Regions from separate parts of the Homo sapiens genome. Here all the other regions are linked to region 2. The links are chromatin loops, found by intact Hi-C in ENCODE. Cell type or tissue: Calu3. All regions are shown on one strand. Links, peaks and the distances in the headings refer to the core of each region. The heading gives the core; the rest is flanking DNA.

Region 1 (6,699 bases), core at 932-5,931, 140 kb before region 2:
TACTTTGCTGTGGCCCAGAAACTCAGGAAAACTGGAGGTGGGGTCTTCCAGGTCATAGGTAGATTCAAAGATTTTCTGAATGGCAATTGGTTGAAAGAATTAAGTTACTGTCTAAAGACTTAGGATCAATAGAAAGAAATATCTGGGTTAACATAAGGGGTTGTGGGGACCATGGTTTTATCATGCACATGAAACCTCCAGGTAGCAGGCTTCAGAGAGAATAGATTGTAAATGTCTGATATCAAAATTAAACACTCTGTTCTATCAGTCTTAAGGTCTGTGCTGATGTTAATGCTGGTCAGGTTTTTCTTAATTCCAAAAGGGAGGGGGGCATAATGAAGCATATATGACTCTCTCATTCCCATCATGGACTGAATAAGTTTTTCAGGTTAACTTTACAATGCCCTTGGCAGAGAGGACAAGCCCATTCAGATGGTCAAGGGGGCTTAAAATTTTATTTTTGGTTTACAGTGACTTTCTTTGTTTAACGATTAAAACACAATGGTCAGAAATCAATAAATCATTTGAATGAAAATTGAATAAAAGCTATAAATGATCTTTCCATAGTTTGTTTTTTTAAAACTTTAAGTCATGCTATGTTAAATTAAGTAACAGATCATAATAACATTTCTGAGTCATTTATATTGTATAGAAAAGCTAACTATATTTAAATCTGTTCATAAATTGAAAACAACATCTTTCTAAAAATTATGAAATGGTTTACATCTACCAATACTGGTATGAAACTGTTCAAAATTACTTGCTTCTTAGGTTCTTAACTGTAAATTAGGATTATTAGGGGTTTATATTGAAGTTTATATATAATTAAAACTATTAGATATAATAGAAACAATTCTATATACAGAGTAAATAAAAAAGTAAGATGCATTTTTGATTAAAAAAGCTAAAAAGGGTATCATTTTTCTCTTACATTAGAGAAAAATTTGTGTGGTAAAAATAACAAAGAGAAAAAATATTTTTTGCCTAAATTGTCCATATATATTAAAATATATACATGACAAAATAAAAGTTTAAGCAAGTTGTAAAAGGTTTACAGAAAATTAATCTCATGAAGGAAATTATGTGTGATGAAGTTCACTAAAATTAGAAGGGAATTATTTATAAGTTCCTATGAAAATTGAGCAATAATATCAAAATACACAAATGCAAAGCCATAGTCTTTGCCCCTGTGTCAGAACAACAGAGGTTTTTAGATCATCGATCTGCTTTTTAATTTAATCATTTTAAGAGGTTGTTAAAGGCTTATGAAAATTTTAACTCCTGTGCTCAAAGCTGACTTAAATTTGATGGATTTCTTTATCAGGTATTATTAAAATTAGTTTCCATATAGATATACACTAATATAAATGTAAAATTTGGTTTTCTTCTTTGCATAAGAATTTAATGTAGTATTAATAAGATATAGTAAAAGATTTGTTTAACTTTTGAGTAAATGACAGAAAAGGCAGGGAAAAGTTTGCATCATACTGTCTTTTTTAGGATTCTCAATTGCAAACAGTCTCTTCTCTATCAAAGAATAAAAGTTTTCACTTTATGAAATCTTTACATAATAATGTTCGATAAATAAATGACAGTTATATTCAGTGATCTGTGGTTCTATTTTAATCGTGTATTTTAGAACTTTTTTATTTTAACATTAATTTAAATATTTAATATTTGACATACTACCAAAAATTAAATTTCAAATTCTAAAATGTAGTCGTATTGACCCAAGCTAACTTGGACATAACAAGAACCCCTGGGTGACCAAGAGATACATACTAGACTTATTCAGTATGTTAAAATCATATGGAAAGACTTGTCAACTTGTCAATTAAGAAATGGTGTTTTGCCGGGCACAGTGGCTCACACCTGTAATCCCTGCACTTTGGGAGGCCGAGGTGGGTGGATCACGAGGTCAGGAGATGGAGACAATCCTAGCCAACATGATGAAACCCCGTTTCCAGCAAAAATACAAAAATTAGCCAGGTGTGGTGGCGTGCACCTGTAGTCCCAGTTACTCAGGAGGCTAAGGCAGGAGAATCGCTTGAACCCGACAGGCGGAGGTTGCAGTGAACCGAGATCATGCCACTGTACTCCAGCCTGGGTGGCAGAGCGAGACTCCACCTCAAAAAAAAAAGGAAATAGCATTCAACTTTCTTTGAGTTAATTTACATAAATGTGTAATCAACATGTGTTCCAAAATTGTAGGAAATTCCTAAATTTCTGATATGTCTTGATATATGTCATCAGTCATAATTATCATTATTATAGTAAATTGATGTATGCCCCAGAAATAACCAAATTCAGTCTTAAATTGTGTCTTTAACAATGGCTATTTTAAGCCACTTGTCATCCACAGATAATTATGGTTTTTCTTTAATTCTTATCAAAATTCAGTTTATAATCACCTTCAGTCCAAAATTTTCTTTTTCTTTGAAAAAATTTGTGAAAAGGACTCTGGCAATTATTCATGAATATAGGTTTCTGATAACTTACATGAAACTAAACTGATAGAAAACTGTAATCCTTTTTATAACATTTTGTGTAAAATATTGCTGATTCATTTTATATTTTGTTTTCCAGAGTCAAACATTTTTCTTTTGAGCTACGTATAGCTTACAGCAATTGAGTAAAGTATATTTTGTGAGAAAAGTTGAAACATTTACCTTCCTCTCTACCTGAATTTTGCAAAATTTGGAAACTATTCATGAGTATTCTTATATTGTGCCAATCTAGTTATTTAAATACGTTCAATTAAATCTGTTTTTTTTTTGTAATAAAACACAATTGAAAACACTGGTTATTTTACCAACACTTTAACTGGAATGGCTTATTTTCAGATGCTAATGAACAGATTGCTTTGAGAAAATGAGGTTGACTTTGAAATAGGAAATTTTCCCTGACCTCTTCCCAGGGTGTAGGGGAGCTGGAGCGAAGTCACTAGGGCTAGCTGGCTGCTTAGGCTGGCTTCACTCACTAGGATCCACCCCTCAGGCAAGGGGAAGTGCAGCTGAGTTGTTGCAGGAGCCAAGCCGAGGTGAGTACTTCTGGGCACTGACAGGAGCAAACTCCATGCAGGCCCCGTGGTAGTGTCTTAGGGGAGCACCTTCAACCCCTAAAGCCCCAGAAGGAGTGTTAAAGTCAGCACTCTTTTAGCTTTGGCATCTGTGGATGGCTTAAGTGTTTAACAGCTTGGTGGACCCTCTGTCTTTTCACATGGACAGAGGATCAGTGTGACAGCCTTCTGCATCCTGAGCTCTTGTCTGGTGTCCAGAGAAAATCAGGTCACATGAATAAATTGAAGGATAGTAAATGCAGGGGATTTCACTGCCAATGGAAGTGGCTCTCAGTGGGAAGGGAAACTGGAAAGGAGATTGAGTGGGAAGGTATTCTTCCCCTGAAGTCTGGTCATCTCTGGCCAGACACTTTCTCAAAGTCCCACCATCAAGCCATCCCTCTGATGTCAAGCTGTTTCTCTCTGATGTCCAGCTGCTTCTCCTCTCGATGTTTGGCCACTTCTTCTCTCTGCTGGTGTGATCTTGGGAGTTTTTATGGGTACAGTATGGGGGACAGGGCAGGTAATGGGTGGTTTTGGAAAATGCAGCACTCAAGTGGGAACACAGAAATGCATTTTCTCACTTTGGGCTGTAGTTCCAGGCTTGAGAGTGGGGTCTTTTCTGCCTAGAAATTATCTGCCTCCTGTCTCTAGCAACTTGACTTTATAGAACCAATAAAAAGTCCTTTGAAAAGACTGGCCTGTTACCATGTCTATGTGCTTTCTTTATAAGCTTCCTGATCTTGCAGTAAGTGAAAAGTATTACTTCCTTACAATCCCAGGACACTCAAGGTATTTTGGGATCTTGAGCAGAGATAAACTCATTCAAATTATACAGGCATTCCAGGCACAGTCTCATGGTAAATTCTTGGCTTGGCTTCCTAACCTTGAGAGGCTTTTAAAAGTCTAATCTGAGATTCTTTATCAAAAATTTCCAGCAAAGCCAACTTAAAACTTATATGATCATTCAGCATTCTTTTTGCACTTTATGCAAATAATCAGGCCATGTATAATACTAAAACTTATCTTGCAAGTAAATTGGCCCTACTAAGATTCAACTTTGGTAAAAATGGGGAACTGGAAAGAGAAGCACTATGTTTCATAAAAAAACTATAGCACACTTGTTATTATTAGGTTCGTGCAAAAGTGATTGCAATTTCTGCTATTAAAATTAACAGCAAAACCTGCAATTACTTTTGCACCAACCTAATAAATTCCAGCTCTGACCATTGTTTTTGAGCTTTTATTACTTTCCTACAATTTTGACTAAATTCAGAATTATTTACTGGCTATATCATTGCTCTGAAGAAGAACCAGGTTTTAATTTTCTTCATGATGTTCTTAATTGACTCTCCAATGAAATACTTTTAGTTCTAGTGTACACATTCTCCTTTTGATTATAATCCTTATATGTAGTATAGTTCTACTATGTATCTCTCATTGTTTTACTTGTGAGAAACCTGAACTCATGGTATTCCAAAGACTAGAAATATTTCAACAAGAGACAACAGCTATATAAATCAGTGACTTGAATATGGTCTAATTTATGCCATCCTGTGATGCCTTCCCAATTTGACTTTTGGTTTCCATACAATTGTTCACTGAGATGTATCTGTTCTCCTTGCCCCATGTAGTAAAGGATCTTCTGGGAAAAAGCCTTCTTAGCAATGTGAGACTAAATTCCTGGACATAAAAGGCCAAAATCATTTGAGTTTTTCTATGATTTTTTTCTTCTAAAGACCTTGATTAAAATGGGAAAAATGAGAAAAGAAAAATAGCTCGGAGAAGTCTGACCTATGTGAGGTATAAAAAATTTATTAGGCTCAGAAAGACGTGTATGGAACTTCAGCCATTCTTCCCCACACCCCCATGCCCAGAAGCAATTGTTTAAAGGTAATTTTTGCCTAATTGCCTCATATATTATCTTCATGTTCCTGGAATTTGCAATTAAAACGACAAGGTATGGCCAATCAATAGATTATGCTATTTTAATGTAAATTTTTGACAAACAACTTGAAAATCACCTCTTCTTTTTCTTTAATACCCCACTTGTAACTGCTGCTAATGCTATGCCCCCTTGTGGTCATTCTCAATCTTTTAGCTCAAATAATCTGTATAATTTATAATATTTTCTGTATTTCATTGTGTAACCTTGACACTAAGTGCCTAAGAACTAGGGTAGCGGATGTTGTGATTCTCAGTCCAAGGCCAAAGGCCTGAGAACTCATGGGTCTGCTGGTGTAAGTTCCTGTGTCCAAAGGCCACAGAGCCTGGAATTCTAATATTTATAGCTAGGTGAAGAAGAGTGTCATAGCTCAAGGAGAGAGAAAAAAGTTGTTTCTCCTCTGACTATTTTGTTCTATATGGGTTTCCAGCTGATTGGATGATGCACTCTGACATTGAGAAAAGATCTTCTCCATTCATTATACTGAGTCACATGCCAATCTTTTCTGGAAAGAATGTAGCATACACACTCAAAAATAATGCCTTAGGTATTCCTTAATCCAGCCAAATTGACACCTGAAATTAACTATCACAGGTGCTTTTAAAAGATTTACTCAGACTCCGTCTAGATCAATTAAATTGGAATCTCTGAAGCCTAGTGCCTGGGCATTAATATTTTTATTAAATCTCTTGGAGTAAGCCTAATGTACACACAAAATTGAAAACCACCACATCTAAGTAAGTCTGCAAATTTGTCAAAATTGCTTATTTTCCTAGGTCCCCAGTGTTCTCCTTCTCTAGGTCCTTCTGGTCACCTGGTAAACAACCAGATTAATTAATTTTGGAATAAACCATCTAAAAATGAAACTCAAACGGTAAAAATTATAGCACTGTGAGATCAGGGTATGAAACTATACTGATATACCCTAAAGCACTACACATCAGACTTTCGAAGCTCAGTTACTTCTCTGGTGCTTCTTAATCTTGTCATCCAAATGAGTCACTGTCTTATCTGTCTATGTTTAAGAACCCAGGCCATAAGGAAAATAACTGGTAAGCCACACTGTTCTACTCTGATGCAAGGGAGGTATCCTCTGCTGCGGAGTTGTTCTGTCTAAGTCAGTTGCAAGCATTTTTTTTTAGATAAACTTTATTTTTAGAGCAGCTATGTGTTCAGAGTAAAATTGAGTAAAAAATACAGAGATTTTCTATAAACTTCTTGCCCCCTCAAATGCACAGCTTCCCTACATTATCAACATCTTTCATCACAGTGGTGCATTTGTTACAACTGGTATAACTCCACTGAGACATCATTATCACCCAAAGTTTATATTTTACATTAAGATGTTGTACATTCTACAAGACTTGACAAGTATATAACACATGTATCCATCTTTATAGTCTCATACAAAGTGTCTTCACTTTCCTAAAAATCTTCTGTGCTTTGCCTGTTTCTCCCTCTCTCCCTGAAATCCTGGCAAATCTGATCTTTTTACTGACCCATTAGTTTTGTTTCTCCAGAGTGTCATATTGTTGGAATCACACTTTTTGGAATTTTCAGGTTTTTTTTCTTTTTTTTTTTTTTTTTTGAGACAGAGCCTTGCTCTGTCACCCAGGCTGGAGTGCAATGGCGCAATCTCGGCTCACTGCAACCTCCACCTCCAGGGCTCAAACTATTCTCCTGTCTCAGCCTCCCG
Region 2 (6,699 bases), core at 784-5,783:
TTATTTTATTCTCTTTGTAGCAATTGTAAATGGAAGTTCACTCATGATTTGGCTGTTAGTCTATTATTGGTGTATAGGAATGCTAATGATTTTTGCACATTGATTTTGTTTCCTGAGACTTTGCTGATGTTGCTTATCAACTTAAGAAGTTTTTGGGCTGAGACGATGGGGTTTTCTAAATATACAATCATGTCATCTGCAAAGAGAGACAATTTGACTTCCTCTCTTCCTATTTGAATACCCTTTATTCTCTCTCTTGCTTGATTGCCCTGGCCAGAACTTCCAATCTATGTTGAATAGGAGTGGAGAGAGGACATCCTTGTCTTGTGTCAGTTTTCAAAGGGAATGCTTCCAGCTTTTGCCCATTCAGTATGATATTGGCTTTGGGTTTGTCATAAATACCTCTTATTATTTTGAGATACATTCCATCAATACCTCATTTATTGAGAGTTTTTAGCATGAAGGGGTGTTGAATTTTATTGAAGGCCTTTTCTTCATCTGTAGAGATAATCATGTGGTTTTTGTCATTGGTTCAGTTTATGTGATGGATTACGTTTATTGATTTGTGTACATGGAACCAGCCTCGCATCCCATGGATGAAGCCGACTTGATTGTGGTATAAGCTTTTCTATGTGTTGCTGGATTCAGTTTGCCTGTATTTTATTGAGGATTTTCACATCGATGTTCATCAGGGATATTGGACTGAATTTTTCTTTTGTTGTTGTGTCTCTGCCAGTATGGTATCAGGTTGATGCTGGCCTCACAAAATGAGTTAGAGAGGAGTCCCTCTATCTCTATTGTTTAGAATAGTTTCAGAAGGAATGGTACCAGCTCTTCTTTGTACCTGTGGTAGAATTTGGCTGTGAATCCATCTGGTCCTGGGCTTTTATTCGTTGGTAGGCTAGTAATCACTGCCCCAATTTCAAAACTTGTTATTGGTCTATTCAGGGGTTCAACTTCTTCCTGGTTTAGTCTTCGGAGGCTGTATGTGTCCAGGAATTTATCAATTTCTTCTAGATTTTCTAGTTTATTTGTGTAGAGGTGTTTATAGTATTCTCTGGTGGTAGTTTATGTTTCTATAGGATCAGAAGTGATCTCCCCTTTATCATTTTTTATTGTGTCTATTTGATTCTTCTCTCTTTTCTTCTTTATTAGTCTGGCTAGTGGTCTATTTTGTTAATCTTTTCAAAAAAACAGCTCCTGGATTCTTTGATTTTTTGAAGGGTTTTTTTTTTTTGCATCTCTATTTCCCTAATTTCTGCTCTGATCTTAGTTATTTCTTGTCTTCTGGTAGCTTTTAAATTTGTTTGCTCTTGCTTCTCTAGTTGTTTTAATTTTGATGTTAGTGTGTCCATTTTACATCTTTCCCGCTTTCTCCTGTGGGCATTTAGTGCTATAAGTTTCCTTCCAAACACTGCTTTAGCTGTGTCCCAGAGATTCTGGTACATTGTGTCTTTGTTCTCACTGGTTTCAAATGACTTATTTATTTTTGCCTTGATTTCCTCATTTACCTACTAGTCATTTAGGAGCAGGTTGTTCAGTTACCTTTTAGTTGTGTGGTTTTGAGTTGAGTTTGTTAATCCTGAGTTTCAATTTGGTTGAACTGTGGTCTGAGACATTGTTTGTTATGATTTCCGGTCTTTTTCATTTGCTGAGGAGTGTTTCACTTCCAATTATGTGGTCAATTTTAGAATAAGTGTTATGTGGTGCTGAGAAGTATGTATATTCGGTTGGTTTGGGGTGGTGAGTTCTGTAGATATCTATTAGGTCCACTTGATCCAGAGCTGAGTTCAAGTCCTGAATATCTTTGTTAATTTTCTGTCTCATTGATCTGTCTAATATCAAGCTACTATTGACTTTCTTCACATAATTAGAAAAATCTTCTTTAAATTTTATATGGAACCAGAAAAGAGCGCACATAGCCAAGACAATCCTAAGCAAAAAGAAGAAAACTGGAGTCATCATGCTACCTGACTTCAAACTATACTACAAGACTATAGTAACCAAAACAGCATGGTACTGGTACCAAAACAGAGATATAGACCAATGGAACAGAACAGAGACCTCAGAAATAACATCACACATCTACAACCATCTGGTCTTTGACTAACCTGGCAAAAAAAAAAAAAAAGCAATGCAGAAAGGATTCCCTATTTAATAAATGGTGTTGGGAAAACTGGCTAGCCATATGCAGAAAACTGAAACTCAATCCCTTCCTTACACCTTATACAAAAATTAACTCAAGGTGGATTAAAGACTTAAAGATAAGACCTAAAACCACAAAAACCCTAGAAGAAAACCTAGGCAATACCATTCAGGACATAGGCATGGGCAAAGACTTCATGATTAAACAACAAAAGCAATGACAACAAAAGCCAAAATTGACAAATGGGATCTAGTTAAACCAAAGAGCTTCTGCACAACAAAAGGAGCTATCATCAGAGTGAACAGGCAACCTACAGAATGGGAGAAAATTTTTGCAATCTATCCAACTGACAAAGGGCTAATATCCAGAATCTACAAGGAACTTAAACAAATTTACAAGAAAAAACAACCCCACCAAAAAGTGGGCAAAGGATATGAACAGACACTTCTAAAAAGAAGACATTCATGCACCCAACAAACATATGAAAAAAAGCTCTTCTTCACTGGTCATTAGAGAAATGCAAATTAAAACCACAATGAGATACCATTTCATGCCAGTTAGAATGGCAATCATTAAAAAATCAGGAAACCACAGATGCTGGAGAGGATGTGGAGAAAGAGGAACGCTTTTACATCATTGGTGGGAGTGTAAATTAGTTCAACCATTGTGGAAGACAGTGTGGTGATTCCTCAAGGTTCTAGAACCAGAAATATCATTTGACCCAGCAATCCCATTACCGAGGATACACCCAAAGGATTACAAATCGTTCTACTAGGAAGACACATGCATACGTCTGTTAATTGCAACACTATTCACAATAGCAAAGACTTGGAACCAACCCAAATGTCCATCAATGATAGACTGGATAAAGAAAATGTGGCACATATACACTATGGAATAGTATGCAGCCATAAAAAAGGATGAGTTTATGTCCTTTGCCAGGACATGGATGAAGCTGGTAACCATCATTCTCAGCAAGCTAACAAAGGAACAGAAAACCAAACACTGCATGTTTTCACCTATAAGCGAGAGTTGAATAATGAGAACACATGGAAACAGGTAGGGGAACATCGCACACCAGGGCCTTTTGGGGGGTGGGTGGCTAGGTGAGGGATAGCATTAGGAGAAATACCTAATGTAGATAATGGGTTGATGGGTGCAGCAAACCACCACAGCACGTGTATACCTATGTAATAAACCTGCATGTTCTGCACATGTATCCCAGAACTTCAAATATAATTAAAAAAATTAGGAATGCCATTCTTACTCTGCCAAGCATAAAAGGATAAATACCTACATATTTCATGTATCTATATACCTGGACTCAAGAAAACTCTTATGCCAATTCCATTGATTCAGTGCAAGTCTAGATATCACTGAGTTGACATGTAAGACTAGAAAACACCTACAGAATATGTCAAAAATCGTTGTTAAGGGCATGTATTCAGACAGTTTTCAGGGGAACTCAATTTTAGCATCTCTCTCCTTTCTGTGGTTATTTGTCCCTGGGGGAAAGTTAGGAGGTATTCTCATTTGATCTCGTGATTACTCAGAGGGTGATTCATTTGGCAGAGAATTAGAACTAACAGGTCTATTCCTCATGTTTAAAATCTGTTTTCTTATGTGGAAAGCAAATTCTTCAAGGTTGACTCACAAGGGAGCTAGCTTGAGGCAATCTGTGGCCTTATAGCACCACACAGCACTAAACAGCTTAACTCTGGTTTGAGTGCAAACAAGAACACATTTTTCTCTATGCAAATATTCCATTAGGACACAGACTGTATTGACCTCAGTTGTTTAGATTACAGGTGAAAGCCAAACACCAGAGCTAATCTTGTGAATCAGCATGAAAGGCTCTAAGTGTAATTCTCACAGTAGTTGGGAAGTCTCCTGCTCCACAACACCTCCCTCATTAACCTCTCATAGGAACCAAAGTTGCACCATAACACATTTATTCCTTTCAAATATAAAGGTTTGCAGACTTTCAGAGTTTCCAATAAAATTAGTTTTGAGAAAAAGGGAGAAACAGAAATTAATGCTTTGCTTTTCTAATTGCCTTCTTTGGAACTCTAGTATCTCAATATATTCCTTATAAAAAGGGTTTCCGTGGCCAAATAAGTTTGGAAATCTTGCACATTATAGTCCACTCTTCGATCCTCAACATGACTTGCAAGGTATGGAGTACATTAAATCTTTTAAGGAGTGTTTTAGTAAATATATATGTTTACTTTTTTTTTTACTCAGTATTCCTCAAACATATTTGGTTTTGAAATCCTATTTTCATGAAATTCCCACTAACAACAACCTGCAGAGCTAATGTTTTGGGCAATATACATTGGGAAATCCCAGCATAAAACATTCTCTGCTGAGTCCTCACATGGTTTGTTAACAGTGTATTGAGCATGGAGTCCTGATTTTTCCAGAAAATTACATGGGTAAAGGTGACAAAGACAGTCAGGAGCAAGATAAGGATTCAAAAAGGGGTATTAAGAACAATACTAAAGACATATTTATGCCTCTTTTGCATGTTTTCCTCAGGCTGGTATTGAGAATATTCCCTATTTTCAACATGATCAGAGCACTATATATATATATTTTTCTCATACAAACGATGCACTTAAATTATAGAAAATACCATAAAGCAAAGCTTGTAAACCTTGTCTATGCATTAGAATCAAAGTATTTCCTTTTTTTTTGTTTTGATACAGATGTTTGGGGCCCACTCTAGAATTATAAAATCAAAATGTCTGGGGATGGGGCCTTGTTCTTTCTCTCTCAGTGTTGATGTTTATGTGTGTGTGTGTGTACGCCAGTGTTATTCAATCCAATGTTACTCAAATGTACAACTAAATTAATTTATAAAAATACATAGAAATAAAACTAATAAAATTAAATTTAAATTACCTATAATTCCATTGTCCATAATCTCATCATCCAGAGATCAATTTTAATATTTTGACATATTTAATTTCAATATTGCGTAGACCTCTATATAAATTTGAATACACACACAAAGATGGCATATAAAACATAGTGGATCTTTTAGTGTATTTACAGGTTTTTATCTCATTTTATTCATTTAACATTATAGTGTGAACATCTTTTCATGCCATTTAAAATGCTTCAGAAATACCATTTTAATAGCTGCATAATACTTCACAGTATAAAGGTTTTATAATTTATTTAACCAATTATTTTTGTGAATATTTACCATTTTTTTGGCCTGTGATGACAGTATTTTTTTTTTTTTTTGAGACTGAGTCTCGCTCTGTCACCCAGCCTAGAGTGCAGTGGTGTGATCTCAGCCCACTGCAAGCTCCACCTCCCGGCTTCACACCATTCTCCTTCCTCAGCCTCCCAAGTAGCTGGGACTACAGTCACCAGCCACCATGCCTGGCTAATTGTTTTTTTTTTTTTTTTGGTATTATTTTTTAGTAGAGACGGGGTTTCACCATGTTAGCCAGGATGGTCTCGCTCTCCTGATCTCGTGATCCACCCACCTCGGCCTCCCAGAGTTCTGGGATTACAGGAGTGAGCCACCGCGCCCGGTGATGACAGTATTTTTATATAAATTCTAATCAAATTACTGATCTTACAAATAACACTGATTGAAGTAGAATTATTACTGGGAAATTCTAAAGCCTTCTACGTACATTATACAATTATCTTCCAAAAGAATTGTGCCACTTGACACACTCAATTTTTCTCATTTTCCTTTATTTTAGATAACCGTATTTAAGCAAAATTTATCTCAGACTTAGAAAGGGTTCCTTAATCTGTGGTTTGTGAACCATCCCCAAACTCCATGGATGACTAGAGGCAATACGAATGGAGTTAAGCTATTCTATGAATCCTCTACAATCAAATGCAAAATTGGGAATGTCTGTATGGACATTTTTCTAGGAAGTGCATTGACATTGTTTATCAGCTTCTCAAAGTGCGCTGTGAAACAGAAATCACTGGTCTGAAAAATCACTTGAGTTCCTTGCTTGAAGACGTTAAGTATTAAAGCATATTGGACAATTGCCCATGTCAGAGAGTGTTTTCATTAATAGAAACCTCAAACAAGAGGCATTTGATTAACTGAGCTTATAAAAAGAGATGAATCTCTCATAGGCTCATATCTCCTCCTTGTGTGAGAAATCATCTGCTTTCTCTTTCTATATATATGAGGCTAGTCATAGAAATACTATTATCTGGTTCCAAGTTTAATAGTCCTTATTTCCCCTATTAGCTAAGAATCCTTTGCTGGCCAGATAGACAATTTGGAAAGGTCTGCTTTAATTTTCATGAACGTCCATTTTATACTGTTACTTTCTATTAACGAAGCCATCTTACTGTTCAAATTATTTTATTTCTAGTAATTTTGTGGCAAAATATCACTTTTTGGATAAAACAGTGGATATTTTAAAGGAGTAGAGCTGATCAGTCCACTTAATTTTCTAAAAGGAAAAGTAATTCTCTCAGCTGTTTATTGCTACATAAAAATATATCCCAAAACTTACTATCTTAAAACAGTAAAAGTCATTTACTTACTCACGATTCTGGAATTT
Region 3 (6,699 bases), core at 1,189-6,188, 67 kb before region 2:
GTATTTACAGTTTTTGCTATCAGCCCTGATAAGTGCTTCACACAAAAGGCTATCCAGTGGAGGATTTACATGAGCAGATTTACACGTCTTCAGTTTTATAGTACTAGAAAAGGAAAACCACCCTTCAGTTAGATATAGTACCCATTTTTATAAGACAAAAAGGGGTTACAACTAACCTACATAAAGCTTGTTTAAACATCTTATATTTTATAATTTTATTAATTTGTATGTTTTCATGTTCTGTTCCCAGGAAGCCTTTTTTTTTTACCCCCAGACCATTTGGCCTTTTCTGGTGAAAAGGGTTTGGGTTCCCAGCAGGGAGCTGCATCTATGAGGGACAGCAGATTAGATAAGGCTTTTAAAAAGACCTATGGTTCTGTGGGAGGGGCACCCATGTAAAAGTGGCCCCCTTAACCCCCAAATTTACCATGACCAGGGTAACAGACACATTAGGTGGGATTGGGTGGGATGATATCCCAGTTATCATAAAGCTATTCCAACATGGCTTGCATAAGAAACAGAATAACTGGTTTTTCTGGGGTACTTTACTTGGTATTTTGGAGGGAGAGTTGGGCAGCCTCCTTTTCAGGGCAAACAGACCTTATAATGGCATTATCTGGCCCACTAGGCTGATTGCTTTTTCAGGAATAACCCCCTGTGCATTTGGATCACATATACTCAGTGACTGTTCAGTAATGAGCTGTGCGTCCTACATTAATCCAAACATGCTCTTAAATTCTGTAGCATTTAAAATTAAAAATTTTGTCTTTCTTTAAATGTCTTTAAAGTGGTTATTTTTACAATTCACTATAGTAAAGGTTTTTTTTTTTTTTTAGAAGCTGAATTACACCGATCTACCAAATGGAACAATTTCTTTATATTACACGCTTTGGTTTTAACTAGTTACTCAGTTTTGCCCTTCCCCCATATCAACTGTTTTCTTGGTAACCACAGCGCTCAGAGTCAACTTTTGCTGCCAGAGCTTGGTTTTCAAAATCAATTTAGTTTTATCTGTAGAATTTCCTTCATTATAAAGAAACCCTTAAATAGTTTCTTAACCAAAAACCTTACATTTCTTTGAAAATTGATATCTTTTGGTTTTATAAAATTTTACCAAAAGCATTTTTATGTTCCTACTATTTTTAACTTTTAGTAACCCAAATTTCCAGTGGGGAAAAAAACTGAGGTTTTATCATGACTTTAAGATGTTAAATTACTGAAGAATGTTTTAAGATTAAATTTACCAAATTTAATTTTTTAAAACATTACCAAGGTTATGTAAATCAAAAGGCATCCGAGCTAGCTATTACCAATCTAATAAGCACTTACATTTTTTAAGTTACTTGATTAGAGCTCTTTCATGTAGTTTGGTAGTGAAATATCACTTCTATATGACACATATAAAGATAGAGATATAATAGGCATGCAGAATAAAAGTCATGTTCAAAAGATACTTTATTTGCCTGTTTTCAAAAACAATTTTTCTCCTTTACTTTAGATAATTAGTAAAAGTCATAGGAGCCAAAAAAAAAAAAAAGGTGAAGGACCACCGTTCAAGGCCTTTTTAAAAGAAAGAGTGGCACTTTTAAGATATCAACTTGAAGAATGTTAAAGAAACAGATTATAGAATTTAAAAATTTAAAAACGTCTTGCATTCAAAATAAATCAATACTTGTAATAAAAATTTGTTTTAAACAATTATTTAGCTTCGTACTAGTGTATGTTTTAATATTAAATAGCCATCTCTAGGAATATTATTATGATTTCTTTTTGATTATAGCCAACTGAATTATACAGCCCCTTTAAAAAATTTATTTTACTAACGTTATTATGACTTACATAGTTCATTCGCAATGTGTTTAGACTCTTTTGTCTTAAATATCTCTCTTTCTTGTACAACACCATCATTTTTATTTTAGGACAAAAATTTACTATGCAAGATCTTTTCTTATATAAACTGAGTGTCCCTTTTACTTTTTTTCACCAAAAATACATCTTTATATCTTTAACTTTCTTTACATCTCTTATTTCCTGAGTCCTTTATATTGTTTTATACATAACCCTTAAATAAGCCTTGAATTAGACAAATATATTTTACTTTTAATAAGAACATTTAAAAAATTGTTTTCCTGTAATTGTTAAATTGGAAATTGCCCAGATACTTAATATCAATTAATAACCTTAGATCCTAAATTATGACAAGTTTGTTTACAAGTATTTATTCCATTACCTTTACCTGATTAATTTAAGTTTACCTAGATAATTTACAAAAAAACTGTGATAGCAAATATTTAAAGTTATTTTTCTATTAACCATTTTTATAGCTGCGGATTTCAGGTATTTACCTAAGTAACAAAGCTTATGATTAGTTTTATGAATAACTCAGTATTCAGCTGTTTTTATTTAAGCCAACAATATTTCATAATCATATACAATCAAAGATTATTCTGTCTTGGGCTAGGTTTTATAGTTTATAATCCTTATGGCAAATCTTGGCAAGTCTTATAGTATTTGGCAGGAATTAAACATGAAACTACTTGATCAATAGATGCAAACAAAATGCTAACAATTCTAAAGACATCATTATTTTACCATAATCTTAAAGCCAGCTTGCTGGGCACAGTGGCTCACACCTGTAATCCCAGCACTTTGGGAGGCCAAGGTGGATGGATCACAAGGTCAGGAGTTCGAGACCAGCCTGGCCAATAAGGTGAAACTCCGTCTCTACTAAAAATACAAAAATTAGTGAGCATGTTGGCGGGTGCCTATAGTCCCAGCTACTTGGGAGGCTGAGGCAGGAGAATCGCTTGAACTCGGGAGGCAGAGGTTGCAGTGAGCCGAGATAGCGCCACTGCACTCCAGCCTGGGCGACAGAGAGAGACTCCATCTCAAAAATAAAATAAAAATAAATAAAAAAAAAGCCAGCTTATTTAGTAAAGATTTTAAGTCACGTGAACTTGAAAAAAACATTTTGAAGGAAGAGAGAGACCCTCTCATGTTGTTTTATATTGTTTTATACTCAGTACCTGTTTTAAGAAAAAACAACAAGGAAGTAAAACCAAAGACAGGCAGCCTGGCGCCAGGCCCGAAACCAGGCCTGGGCCTGCCTGGCCTAAATCCAGTAGTTAAAAATCAACTCAAAACTTAGAAACCAATGTTATTCATAGATTCCAGACATTGTATAGAAGAACACTGAAACTCCCTGCCCTGTTCTGTTTCTCTCTGACCACCAGTGCATGCAGCCCCTTTGACATACCCCTTGCTTGCTCAAATCAATCACGACCCTTTCATGTGAAATCTTTAGCGTTGTGAGCCCTTAAAAGGGACAGAAATTGTGCATTCGGGGAGCTCAGATTTTAAGGCAGTAGCTTGCTGATGCTCCCAGCTGAATAAAGCCCTTCCTTCTACAACTCGGTGTCTGAAAGGTTTTGTCCGTGGCTCGTCCTGCTACAATTTGACTTGTCTTCCTTTTTTTTTTTTAAGTATCTGATTTAAGCTCTTTTTTCGAAGCCAATTAATTAGAGCTCTTCATATATTTTTAGTCCTGAAAATATTGTGGGCTGGGTGTGGTGGCTCATGCCTGTAATCCCATCATTTTGGGAGGCCAAACTGGATGGATCCCCTGAGGTCAGGAGTTGGAGACCAGCCTGAACAAAATGGAGAAACACCATCTCTACTAAAAATACAAAATTAGTGGGGAGTGGTGACACAAGCTTGTAATCCCAGCTACTCAGGAGGCTGAGGCAGGAGAATCGCTTCAACCCATGAGGCAGAGGTAACAGTGAGCCAAGATCGCGCCATTGCACTCCACCCTGAGCAACAAGAGCAAAACTCCGTATCAAACAAAAAAAAAAAAAAAAAAAAAGAAAATATTGTGTGTACACACATAAATATATAGATGTATTTAGGCATGCTGACAGAAGTATTTCATACATTCATGAGATACTTCCTTTTTCCTTCTTTTTTTCTATTTCTATTTTAGACTTTTAAATTCTTGAAAACATGTTGCATCACCCTAGGCAGTCATTCCCTAAATAGCCCCAAATTTGCATATTAAAGGAAACAACTCAGATCAAGATCAGATAGCAAAATTTACATCATAAGGTATGGGGAGAAAGTCTGGTGTGCTAGAGGGAAATTAAAACGAATTTAATTGCCATTTGAACATAAAATTATAGAAATCTATTCTAAAGGCCTTTATATATATACACCCATATACATACATACACACAAAGTTCTCATAGCTATTACTTCAGTACTTTAGCCATGAGACAAGTACAACTTTGCCAGCTTGCAGAAAACACTGTTAGATCCGAACAGTGGTTTTCATCTTAGTAGAAGAGTAACAGAAGATTTAAAGCAGGAAGAAAAGAAAATAGAGAAAGAGAACCTTAGGTCGACCTTAGCAGTCTTTTTCCTTAGTGTAAAATGTGCACAAAGGCCATATTACTTCAAGTAGAGGTGCCATAAAACCTAAGGAGTGCTCGAAAGGGGGTCATTCTCCTTGTTTTCACTTTTTTCGTAGCTAATTCTGAGAGAAAAGCAATTGAGAAGACCCTTTAGAAATGCATCTCCTAACTTGAATTAAGATCCGTAAACAACACCTTCCCAGGAAAAAACAGCTTAGAATAAATTAAGGACCTCAACCAAAGGGAGGTCCAGGGCTCAGGAAGACTTACCCATTCCACTGGAGGAGAAGCTCGAACTCGGTGGGGCTTCAGTGGGCCCGTGCTAGTACCTTAGTTCTGGTTTCCACAACTCCTTCGGGTTCCTGAGTCTTCTCTGAGGCTCCACGTGTTTGGGTGCCAGATTATTGTTGACGAAAAGAGTCAAACTCTGTAAAATATTTTAAGAGATTAATTCTGAGCCAAATATGAGTGACCACGGCCTGTGACACAGACCTCAGGAGGTTCCGAGAACATGTGCCCAAGGTGGTTGGGGTACAGCTTGGTTTTATATATTTTAGGAAGGCATGAGACATATTAGGAAGGCATGTAGATTTTTCCCATAAGAGATTTTGCAGGGCAATTTCAATGTATGGCACGGAAATATATTTTTGGGTAAAACATTTTGATTTTCTTCCTTGTTATGCCAGAGTCAGATCGGAAAGTAAGTAATTATATACAGGGTTAAATAAAACCCATCTGATGAGAATGTATGGTTTGTAGGGCATGACTCCCCAGACCACTTAGAAAGGAATTTGGGCAAGATAAAAGAAAAAAAAATCAGAGCTTAATCCTCATAAGGTTTAGTACTATCCACAATTTCAGGCATCCAGTTGGGGGTCTTGGAATGTATCCCCTACTATATATATTTTTCTATTAGTGATGTTGCACCTCATTTCACATGTTCATATGTTTAAATTCACTTATATTTTTCTACAAACTGTCTATACATATGCTCTGCCTATTTTTCTGTAGGGTTTTTAGCTCGTTCTTATCGACTTTTAGAATTTTTTTGTAAAGTGAGGAAATTACTGCCTTGTCAGAAGTGTATTTTATATCCTGTTCTCTCTTGTTTGCATTTTGTCTTTATTTATGGTACTGTTTCAATGAATATAATTATAAGTTTTATAAAGCAGTTATGTGTATCTCATTTTAATGGTTTTTAGATTTTGTGTATTGCTTTAAAAAAACTTTAATTAATTCAGGATTCTTTAAATATATTTCCTAAGTTTTCTTCTAGCTGTTTTATAATACCCAGCTTAAAAATCTACAATTTTAAATAAACCATAACAAAACAACATACTCAGATCTCAGAGATACATTATCCTAGTAAAGGATTAGAAAATCAATTATAGAAATGTATCCATGATGGATGAATCCTAATTCAGTCACTTATTTAGAATAGACTTACATAAAATTTGTGAAACATGGAACTACATGGTAGACGAAGTGAACTTTCTTCAGAATCATTAACATGGAAAAATGTGGGGGACAAACAAATTATTCTTACATCCAATACTTAAGGAAAAAATTGTATGTGCATGTAGTTGTAAAAGAATGGTCAGAAATATTGCTGCAACATGCTAAAAGTTGCATTAACTCAATATTTCTCTTTTTTGCTGTGGCACGTTGTAGCAGGATTGAGGGACAATAATGATTGGATAGTGAGTTTTCTGCTATGTTCAAACCAAGTTACTTCCACAGAGAGAAGTTCATCCTGCTGACGGAACTGCTTTCCAGAGATAGAAGATGGAGGCTCTCATACTAAATTAAGGCTACATGAAGCATGCATGTATTTCTTCCTGTTAAATTCTGAAGGGCTTACTTGTTGGCAGAAATGACTCATAATGACTTAAACAGATATCCATCTGTAGTGTATTAAATAAATGAGAGGCTGAAATTACTTAAGAGATGCTCAATGTATTTGCAGAAACAATAAGCTTTGAAAAAGGGAGATGAAGCTTTATTTCCCCAGGAAATTTCAGTGCTTCATTCAACACATGAATACAAACCTAATTTAGTGCAATGTCACTGGTAGACGAGGGACTCAATTTCAGGAATGTGAAGTATGCTGCATTTTTTTTGGCATGCTCTGTGGTCCCTCTAAAAACCCTTTTTCTGAACATTATTAAATTAGACACATTTCTTTCTTTATGCTTGACATCACTTTTAGGATTAAGATAAAAACCAGGAACTCACCTGTACAATTTTGCCTTATCATTTACAATAAAGATTAAGACCAGCAAATGAAAAT

Evidence for each region. Peaks named below come from ENCODE experiments on the same cell type or tissue, not always from the same donor. Only the 100,000 strongest peaks of a DNase experiment are listed, where the experiment ranks them.
Region 1: a loop joins it to region 2, with 2.4 times the contacts of the local background. A loop is called at or near these places in 2 of 110 quality-filtered maps.
Region 3: a loop joins it to region 2, with 3 times the contacts of the local background. A loop is called at or near these places in 2 of 110 quality-filtered maps.

The regions. Positions count from the first base shown.
Region 1 is chrX:82,671,453-82,678,151 of GRCh38, forward strand. No RefSeq gene overlaps it. Among named protein-coding and RNA genes, the nearest start is that of POU3F4, 830 kb to the right of the region's middle. In Calu3, for the core only: no CTCF peak of the experiment used is centred there; no DNase peak of the experiment used is centred there.
Region 2 is chrX:82,810,034-82,816,732 of GRCh38, forward strand. No RefSeq gene overlaps it. Among named protein-coding and RNA genes, the nearest start is that of POU3F4, 690 kb to the right of the region's middle. In Calu3, for the core only: no CTCF peak of the experiment used is centred there; a DNase peak (open chromatin) is centred at 3,798.
Region 3 is chrX:82,742,789-82,749,487 of GRCh38, forward strand. LOC105373287 (a long non-coding RNA gene) reads right to left here. Exons shown (of 3, transcript XR_938456.3): 2 at 4,680-4,836. Among named protein-coding and RNA genes, the nearest start is that of POU3F4, 760 kb to the right of the region's middle. In Calu3, for the core only: no CTCF peak of the experiment used is centred there; a DNase peak (open chromatin) is centred at 3,123.